Regions from separate parts of the Homo sapiens genome. Here region 1 is linked to region 2. A link is an interaction called in ENCODE POLR2A ChIA-PET data of the cell type or tissue named here. Cell type or tissue: A673. All regions are shown on one strand.

The links. Peaks named below come from ENCODE experiments on the same cell type or tissue, not always from the same donor. Only the 100,000 strongest peaks of a DNase experiment are listed, where the experiment ranks them.
Region 1: POLR2A ChIA-PET joins it to region 2 with 5 read pairs; 3 of 35 experiments call an interaction of 5 or more read pairs at or near these places.

The regions. Positions count from the first base shown.
Region 1 is chr9:15,951,993-15,956,992 of GRCh38, forward strand. The region is part of intron 25 of CCDC171 (coiled-coil domain containing 171); the gene reads left to right. Among named protein-coding and RNA genes, the nearest start is that of LINC03041, 320 kb to the right of the region's middle. In A673, no CTCF peak of the experiment used is centred here; no DNase peak of the experiment used is centred here.
Region 2 is chr9:15,884,226-15,889,225 of GRCh38, forward strand. All of the region lies in intron 24 of CCDC171 (coiled-coil domain containing 171), which reads left to right. Among named protein-coding and RNA genes, the nearest start is that of CCDC171, 330 kb to the left of the region's middle. In A673, no CTCF peak of the experiment used is centred here; no DNase peak of the experiment used is centred here; H3K4me3 peaks cover 4,053 bases; H3K27ac peaks cover 2,170 bases.

The DNA.
Region 1 (5,000 bases), 68 kb after region 2:
TTTTGGTCTTACATTAGGTCCTTGATCCATTTTGATTTAATTTGTGTACATAGTGTTCTTCATTCTTTCTTCAGTGAACTTCTTCAACTTCATTCTTTTGCATGTGGACATGCAGTTCTCCTAGCACTGTTTGTTGAAAAGACGTATTTTTTCCCCATTAAATGGTGTTGACATCCTTGTCAAAACTCATTTGACCATTATCTGATGCTTTACTTCTGAGCTCTCTATTCTGTTCTATTGGTCTCTATATCTGTCTTTATGCCAGTACACACTGTTTTGAATACTGTAGCTTAGTAGTAAGTTTTGAAATCAGGATGAATGAGTCCTCCAACTTTGTTCTCCTTTTTTCAATCTTGTTTTGGGTATTTCCAGTCCCTTGAGATTATATATGAGTTTTAAGATGGATTTTGCTTTGTTTTTTTAGAGACAGAGTCTCGCTGTGTTTCCCAGGCTGGAGTACAATGGCGTGATCTCAGCTCACTGCAACCTCGGTCTGCTGGGTTCAAGTGATTCTCCTGCCTCAGCCTCCCAAGTAGGTGGGACTACAGGCATGCACCACCAAGCCCGGCTAATTTTGTACTTTTAGTAGAGACGGGGTTTCTCCATGTTGGTCAGGCTGGTCTTGAACTCCCAACCTCAGGTGATCCACCTGCCTTGGCCTCTCAAAGTGCTGGGATTACAGGCATGAGCCACCGCGCGCGGCCAGATTTTGCTATTTCTGCAAAGAATTTCATTGGGATTTTGATAGGGAGTGCATCGACTCTGTAGATTGCCTTGAGTGGTATTGACATCTTAAGAATATTAAGTCTTCTAATCCATTAACATGAGATATGTTTCCATTTCTTCATGTTTTTAATGTCTTTCAGCAATGTTTTGTAGTATCCATTATACAAATGTTTCCACCTCCTTGGTTAATTTAATGCCTAGGTATTTTATTCTTTTTGATGCTATTTAAATGGAATTGTTTTTGTAATTTGCTTTTCATATCATTTATTGTTAGGGTATGGAAATGTAACTGATTTTTTTGTGTTGACTTTGTGGCCTCCTACTTTGCTGAATTCATTTATTATTTCTTACAGTATTTTGTGTGGAATCTTTAGGGTTTTCTACATGTAAGAGCATATCATCTGCAAAGAAAGATAATTTCACTTCTTCTTTTCCAATCTGAGTGCCTTTTCTTTTTCTTGCCTAATTTCCTTTGCTAGGCCTTCCAGTACTATGTTGAATGCAAGTGGTGAAAGGAGTCAGGTTTGCCTTGTTCCTGATCATAAAGAGAAAGCTTTCATTCTTTCACCATTGAGTAAGATATATGCTCCGGGCCTTTCATATATATGACCTTTATTGTGTTAGGGTGATTTCCTTCTATTCCTAGTTTGTTGAGAGTTTTAAATTAGGAAGCAGTATTAAATTTAATCAAATGCTTGTATGCGTGTATCGAGATGATCATGTGATTTTTAGCCTTCATTCTGTTACTGTGGTGTATCACATAAATTGGCTTTTGTATGTTGAGCTCTCCTTGCATCCTGGGGTAAACCCACTTAGTTATGGTGTTTGGTCATTTTATTGTGCTGTTGAATTCAGTTGCTTGTATTTTGTTGAGGATTTTTGGGTCTATATTCACTGGGGATATTGACCTATAGTTTTCTTTTCTTGTGATACATTTGTCTGGCTTTAGTAACAGGATAATGCTGGCCTCATAAAATTTATTTGGAAGTGTTCCCTTTTCAATTTTTTTGGAAGAGTTTGAGGAGGACTAATGTTAATTCTTCTTTAAATGTTTGGTAGAATTTATCAGTGAAGCCATTTGGTCCTAGGCTTCTCTTGTTGAAAGGTTTTTGATTACTGAGTCAATCTGTTTACTAGTTATAGATCTTTTCCTTTTTTTTAACTAATTTGTTAGTTAGTCCTGGTAGGTTTTATGTTTCTAGGGAATTGTCTGTTTCATCGAGGGCATTCAATTTGTCGGTACAATTGTTCATAGTACTCTTACAATCCCTTTTTTCCCCCTGTGGAACTGGTACTAATATCCCCACTTTCTCTTTTGATATTAGTAATTTGAGTTTCTTTTTTTCTTGCCTATCTAGCTAAAAGTTTGTCAATTTTGTTGGTCTTTTCAAAGAACCAACTTTTGGTTTCATTGATTTCCTCTACTTACTTTCTTTTTTTTTTTTTAGTCTTTATTTTGTTTATCTCTTCTCTAATCTTTTTTCCCCCTTCCTTCTGCTAGCTTTCAGTTTAGCTTTTTATTTTCTAGTTTCTTAAGTAGTAAAGTTAGGTTGTCGATTTGAGATCTTTCTTGTTTCTTAATGTAAGCATTTATAGCTATAAATTTCCCCCTTAGCACTGCTTCCACTGCATCTCATAAGTTTTGATATGTTGTGTTTTCATTTTCATTCATTTCTAAGTATTTTCCAGTTTTCCTCATGATTTCTTCTTTGGACCATTGGTTATTTAAGAGTGTGTTGTTTAAATTCCACAATTTTGTGAACTTTACAGTTTTACTTCTGTTATTGATGTTTAAGTACATTCTTTTCATTCTAGATCTCCACAGTGCATATGTTGCTCTGCTTATTGTTATCCCACAGGTCCCTTAGACTCTGTTCACTTTTCTTCGATCATTTTTCTTTCTGTATCTCAGCCTCAGTAATTTCTGTGGTCCTGTTTTCATGCTTGTTGATTTTTTTTTTGCCTGCTCATATTTGCTTTTGAATCACTGTAGTGAATTTTTCATTTCAGTCATTTTAATTTTCAGCTCCAGAATTTCTTTTTTTGTTGTTGTTTGTTTCTTTCTAGGCTTTCTATCTCTTTATTGATATTTCCATTTTGTTCAGACATTGTTTTCTTGATTTTCTTCACATCTTTCTTTAGTTCTCTGAGCATCTGTAAGACAGTTGTTGTAATGTCTTTGTCTCAGAGACCTGCCATCAAATCTTCTTCAGGGATAGTTTTCTATTGATTTATTATTTTCCTTTGAATGAGCCATAGTTTCCTGTTTCTCTGTATGCTTTGTGATTTTTTTTGCTGTTGTTGAAAACTGAACATTTGAATAGAATAATATAGTAACTCTGGAAATCAGATTTTCTCCCTTCCCTAGGGTTTTCTGATTTTTTAAAAAATTGCTGTAGCTATCTGTGTGTCAAGGATCAGCCTGAGATGTAAACTTACGGTCTTCTCAGGTCTTTTCTGGATCTGCACCTTTCCCTGGGCTTGTGTGGTCACTTTCTAATTTTCCTCACATATGTAGTTGCTTTTAAATCTTAGTTCTTAATGTCTGGTCCCAAAGGGGGGAAAAGAGAAAGATGAAGAGGAGGGAAGAAAGGATGCTGGCCCTTTAAATTCCCTGGATGTCACTTCAGCTGAGGGGGAGTTGCAATGTGGGGAGGTGCAACAATAATGGTCACCTGCCTTTTGGTACCTCTGTGATAAGAAGCGACAATCAGAGCACAGATCCTGATATTTGGAGAACAAGGTTCTTTTTGCCTACCCTGGCTCCTGCAAGTTATGTGCAAGCTGTTCCAAGAACATTTGCACATGTGTCTGTCATGGGGCTGGAAGTGGGAGATGGATAGCTGCTGCTGTGCTAAGAGCTAAAATTGACTGAAATTAATCATAATTTACTGTCCAAGCCTTCCCCTGGAAGTTGCAAGCCTTCAATAGACTCCAGAATTCCAAAATGCTTTCATCAGACAGATTCTGCCAGTGCAATTGTTGTCTAGCTGGTTCCTGGTGCTTACTACTCTGCCATCTTTCCAGAATCCTCTCAAATCCTTGCTGCACTATATTATATTACATTTTTAATAAGATGTGATAAGGTGCTTTCTATCAGGGACTTATAGCTTTAGTGAGGAAACAGACGTGTGTGTATGTGTGTGTGTGTATACTTATAACAAATTATAATAAGGAACATTAAAGCAGTACAAGTAAGAATTGAGAATTATCTGTGTGAGGACAGTAACAGTGGAGATAGAAAAGGATTCGATTCTAGATAGATTTAGATGAAAAATGTGGCTGGACTTAATGAATAAAATTGATGCAGGGCAATTTCCTAATTACTTAGTAATTCATTCAAGATCTCTCCCTTCCTTGAACTTCTGGTAAGAAGTGAGCAGTGTTCAATATAACAAATTTGCCTTTATGTAAAGAAAGATTTTCTGCGATTTGAAGGCATGTCACGAAAGCACTGCTACTTGGAGACCTGTCTTTGAAAGCTTGGAGCATCTTCTCACATTCACAGAATGGCAAGTTATGGTCTAACTGTGCTTTGCCTGGTGTGAAATAGTGGGAAATATCTGCTGGGATTAGTTCATGATGATGGAGGCTAGGATTCCCCATCTTGTGATTAGTTTTTCAGCTTTGATTACTGATAGGATACTTGGAATTGAAATCATAATTCTGTCTTAGTAACTATAAGGATCTGCATTTGGATGTCAGTAACAAAGAGCCCTATCTTTAAGGTTTTGTGTGTGGCCTCTTTATCACACAGCTTTACAAATGTAGGTTTCCGAAGGCAGCGTAGTTTATATTACTTTTCCTTTTCTTTATATAACATTGATTTTTAAAATAACTCAAATTTTCAGAGTGCAAATAAATGAAAACTGATTATATGCTTAGAAGTGAACATATTGGGAGGTGAGAAAAAATGTGCAAAATACTTAGATCATTTTTCAAAAAAGGATTAAAATTTTATTTCTTAGCCAAACATATATTCAAGTACAATGTATTTCATCTGAAAGCCTCAGTAACATGACAAAAATTTACAGAATAATTATTGTTGAGTTTGTCCATAAGTGCATGTTTATGAGTAGAGGCTGAATTCCATACTTTTGAATGTGCGTCGACCTTTCCGCTTTTACTTGTCAGATGCCCCTTTTTTAATGCCAGGTAGTCTTTATACAATACTATTATTAATGATGTAATGGAAAAATTAACTATAAATTGGTTGTTAATATTAAGTTTTGGTAGTCTAAAAATCAAATCTTTTCTCTCAGTAGGGCCGAAAG
Region 2 (5,000 bases):
TGGAGGTGATATTACCTGGTCTGGTGCATCTTTGGGTGATTATGAGGATCCTATAACATGTATGAAAGAACTTAGAAAATTAAATCGCACTAATAAATGTTTTTGAAATAATTTTTCTTTAAATATTTGCCATATAAACATCCCTTGGTCAGGTATATATAGATTGCTTAGTTTTCAATTTCAGGTTAATATTTTTACCCCTTTAAAAGACAAGAAAGTAAATCAGATTATATGGAAATTGGCAACCATAAGTCTGTGCAATTTACTGTATGTCATTGAGTTATGTTGATTAGAATGGGAATTATTTTCTTAACAGCATAGTATTTGGAAAAGTTGAAATAATTTCATTTTCTGGGGAAGGAGTCAGCAAGGTAGTATTAGAAAAAGCTTGTGTGGAGAGTCAGAATGCCTGGATTGAAGTTCTGGCCCTGTAATTTAACCACCTCGGTAAGTCACTCAACAGCACAGAGCCACTGTTCCCTCATCTGTAAAAGGTGACAGTGACGCCAGTCTTGCTTTTGCTCACAGGACTGTAGGGAGATCAGATGAGATAATGTGCATGTGAAGGTGATTTTCACATTAAAAAATGCTATATTAGTAAAAGCTAAGTTGGACTGAACTATAAAAGGCCTAAGGTCAGGAACGGTGACCCAACTATATTGAGAAAGGTTTTAGTGTTTTGACTTTTGGAGGTTTTTGATTGATGACCTGTTCAACATGTGCCTTCAAAAAAATAATATGTTCAACAACTTTAGTGTTTCCTTCCAGTTAAGTATACAGCCATTGCCAAGACCCAGGTGGTAAATTCATGCCATATACTACTATTTAAATAATCATATAAAGTAATGCAAACATTACTACTGTTTCCATATTTTGAAACATTTTGTCACCTTTTCATCATTTAATTTTGGGATGATTTCAAATTCCAACTCAAGTGGTGACAGTATTTGCTTTTATGTGAAATGTTTGAGATGCAATTAGTAAAAAACAAAAATGACAAAACGTATCAAAGTACAGTACAGAATTTTGTTTTTTGTTACAACTCTGAGTTCTAGGTGGCCCTAAGTAGAAAAGCTGCTGACATGATGTGAACATAATTTCTTTGTCATTAATGTTAAGAGGCAAAAACTAAATTCTAAACTTGATGCTTTATCTTTTTGTTCATTTTAAGGCCACTTTTTAAATATAACTAGAACTATTATATCTTTTAATACTTATTATTGAGAGAACGAAGCCTGTGAGCAGTTGAACTTTCAAGTGCTATAACCAGAATTGCTATTCATTTTAGCTACTTGGACAAAAAACAGTGTTTGATGGACTGCCTAGGTGAAGACCTGGAAAAGGAAGGGTTATCTACAAATGAGTGAGTTTATTATGGCTTAGTGATTTGCTGATTGATTTCATTTGCTGTCAGTTAAGGCTCTCTTAATGTCAGTTTTCTTTGCATAATGCCTTGAAATGAAGACTGATGAAGTTCTTCAAATTGATGCCGCTTATATAAACTGACCCCGATTTGCCCTATTCTGCATGACAACTTAAGTGACAGCAGTTAGAAGAAAATACAGCAATGAATATGCAACTTAAGGATTAAGGAAGATGCAGTAAATCAGTCTAAAGCTAAGTACAATGATAATTTCTTGTAATAATTCCACAGATGCCTTACATTTGTTAAACAGACTGTTATTACTCTCAAATACTCAAATATATGTTTTCATTATATACATGTATTTGAATTGAAGAAGAGAACTAAAAGTTATTCCAACAGAGATCCTAATTCTTTTCCCTCTTATTTAAACTTGGAATTATCAAAATCACAGTTTTAAAAATATTTTATTTAGGATATCCACATGCAAAAGAATGAAATTGGACCTTGGTCTTACAACATGCACAATAATCAACTCAAAATGGAGTACACAATGTTAGAAAGACCTAATGCCATAAAACAAAGGAAACAACAAAATGGAAAGGCAACTTGTGGAATAGGAAAAACTATTTATAAACTGTATATCCAGTAAGGAGTTTAATATCCAAAATATATAAGGAACTCATACAACACAATAACTTTTTTAAAAAATGGGCAAAGGACCTAAAAAGACATTTTTCCAAAGAACACATGCAAGTGGCCAATAAGTAAAAAGGTGTTCAACACCGCTAACCATTAGGGAAATGAAAATCAAAACCACAATGAGATATCACATCACAACTGTTAGGATGGCTATTACCAGAAAGTCAAAAGACAACAAGTGTTGGCAAGGATGTAGAGAAAAGCGAACCTTTGTGCACTATTGGTGGAAATGTAAATTGGTATAGCTATTATGGAAAACAGTATGGAATTTCCTCAAAAAATAAAAATAGAACTACCATATGATCCAGCAATCCTACTTCTGGGTATACATCAAAAGGAAATGAAACCGTTGTCTTGAAGACATGTCTACACTTCCATGTTCATTGTAGCATTATTCACAATAGCCAAGATATAGAAACAACCTAAGTGTCCTCTGATGAATGAATGGACAGAGGAAATGTTTATACACACACACACACACACACACACACACACCCAGAGGAAAATTCAGCTTTAAAAAATAAAGGAAATCCTGCAATGTGCAACAACATATATGAACATGGAGGACATTATGCTAAGCGAAATAAGCCAGACGCAGAAAGAAAAATACTGCATGATTCCATTTATACGTAGAATTTTTAAAAATCTTACTCACAGAAACAGAGTAGAAGGTGGTTGGGGGTGGTTGGGGGAATGAGGAGATAATTGGTCAAAGGGTAAAAACTTTTGGTCATAAGATGAATAATCTCTGGAGATCATGGTACAGTGCTATATAATGCATTGTGTACTTGAAATTTGCTAAGAGAGTAGATCTTCAGTATTCTCACCACATACACAAAAGAGGGTAACTCTGTGAGGTGATAGATATGTTAATTAGCTTGATTGTGGTAATAATTTCACAAAGTATATATATATTAAATAATCACATTATATCCCTTAAATATATACAAACTTTATTTGTCAAAAAAATATTTCATTTGAGTTTGCATAGTACTGTATATTAAGTAACCAGTGAAATGTAGAGTAATTTTAGAAATGGTTTAGAAAGTACTTTTCAGTTTTGGAGCCTTCTAGTAACAGTAGTAGGTTTTTTTCCCCCTTTTCCCACCAAAAGTCTCATAGTGCTGACTAAAAGGAGGCATAAGTTTTTGAGGGAAGACTAACTTAAGAAGTAACTCACTGAAGAAAACATTAAAAGGTAAACTGTGGCATATAAAATTTTAAGGTATTTGTTTGAGTGAACAGCAATTCATGAGTTGTACAGCTCCAGGCCAGAAGTAGTTTGGAGGTCCTGTTGAGAGAACGCACTCAAATTTCTACACGTTTGTAGACACTAAGCCAAAACCCAAATCAACTCTTTATCTGAAATAAAAGATTGTTGCTTAATTCATTTATTTTCAAAGGAAAAATAAAAATGAAAAATTAAATAAATTCTCATAATAATTTCATTTAGAAATAGTATTATTATTTTTCTTAACAAAGTACCCTTTAAAAAAAAACTCAAAAGACTTGCCAATACTAGCCAATCAAATCCTTCCTTCAATTTTAGAAAACAGGAATTGCATGTAAACAAGTCTGGGCCAACTCTTACAACCTGCTTTCTATATCCTCCTCCTCTGTTCTCCATCTTTCCTAGTTCTTTGAGCCCCAGTGGTCAGGCTGAGCTGAGTATGAGAGAGGGCCCTCAAGAGGCCCTGGAAGCATATTCCCTCAGCTCCTAAATGAAGTCTCCATAAGGTGACCCTAGGAGACTGTGCAGCGTGACTGGCCGCTTGTTTTATCCCAGACTCTTTTCCAGGTAGAAACACTTACCTCTATGGAGATATTTGCTCTGAACAACATGTTTCTTTTCTTGCTGATTATTAGTATGGACTTAAAAAAATAAGAGAAGGTAACACATTTTTAAAGGAGTACTACTTAACTTTTAAAACTTGATGTGATTTTCACATCCTGACTTAATTTTTTTTGGTTGCAATAATTAGAAGAATAATTGGAAGCCATACATATATCTTTTGATTGATGACCTGTTAAACATGTGCCTTCAAAAAAATAAAATGTTCAACAACTTTAGTGTTTCATTCCAGTTAAGTATATAGCCATTCCAAGACCCAGGTGGTAAATTCATGCCATACACTACTATTTAAATAATTACATAAAGTAATGCAAACATTTCTACTGTTTCCATATTTTGAAACATTTCGTCACCTTTATTTACACCATTTAATTTTGGAAAGATTTCAAATTCCAGGGGTATATGTTGACTTGTAGCTCCTCTGAAACTAGCAGAATATCATACCAGAAATTTACACAATGAATTGTTAAACAATTTAGTAGAATTGTTTCGCTTATTATATGGATTTGTGTATGCTCTAGTAAAATATGACCCTATAGACTTAAGCATATATTGCAACAACTCCGAATGATATAATTTTGTTATAACACAGGAGTTATTTTTCATCATTCAGACCCAAATCCCACATCTGAAATTCCACACTCCAGAATGCTCTGAAACTGGTAACTTGAAGGCAAAACCTGACCTGCCCTAATTTTGTGGCAAAACCTGAGAAATATGTTTTTGATTAAAGGGTGCTATTCCAGATCTTGATGAGCTTGATGAGAGTGTTATTTAATATATGGTATATGCCTCATTTTTCTTTTCTTTTTTTTTTTTTTTTTTTTTTTTTTGAGACAGGGTCTTACTTCTGTCATCCAGACTGGAGTGCAGCAGTGCGATCTCAGCTCACTGCAACCTCCACCTCCCAGGTTTAAGCGACTCTCCTGCCTCAGCCTCCACAATAACTGGGACCACAGGTGTGTGCCACCACACCTGGCTAATTTTTGTATTTTTTTTATGGAGACAGAGTTTTACTGTGTTGGCCAGGGTGGTCTCGAACTTCTAACGTCAAATGATCCACCTGCCTCGGCCTCCCAAAGT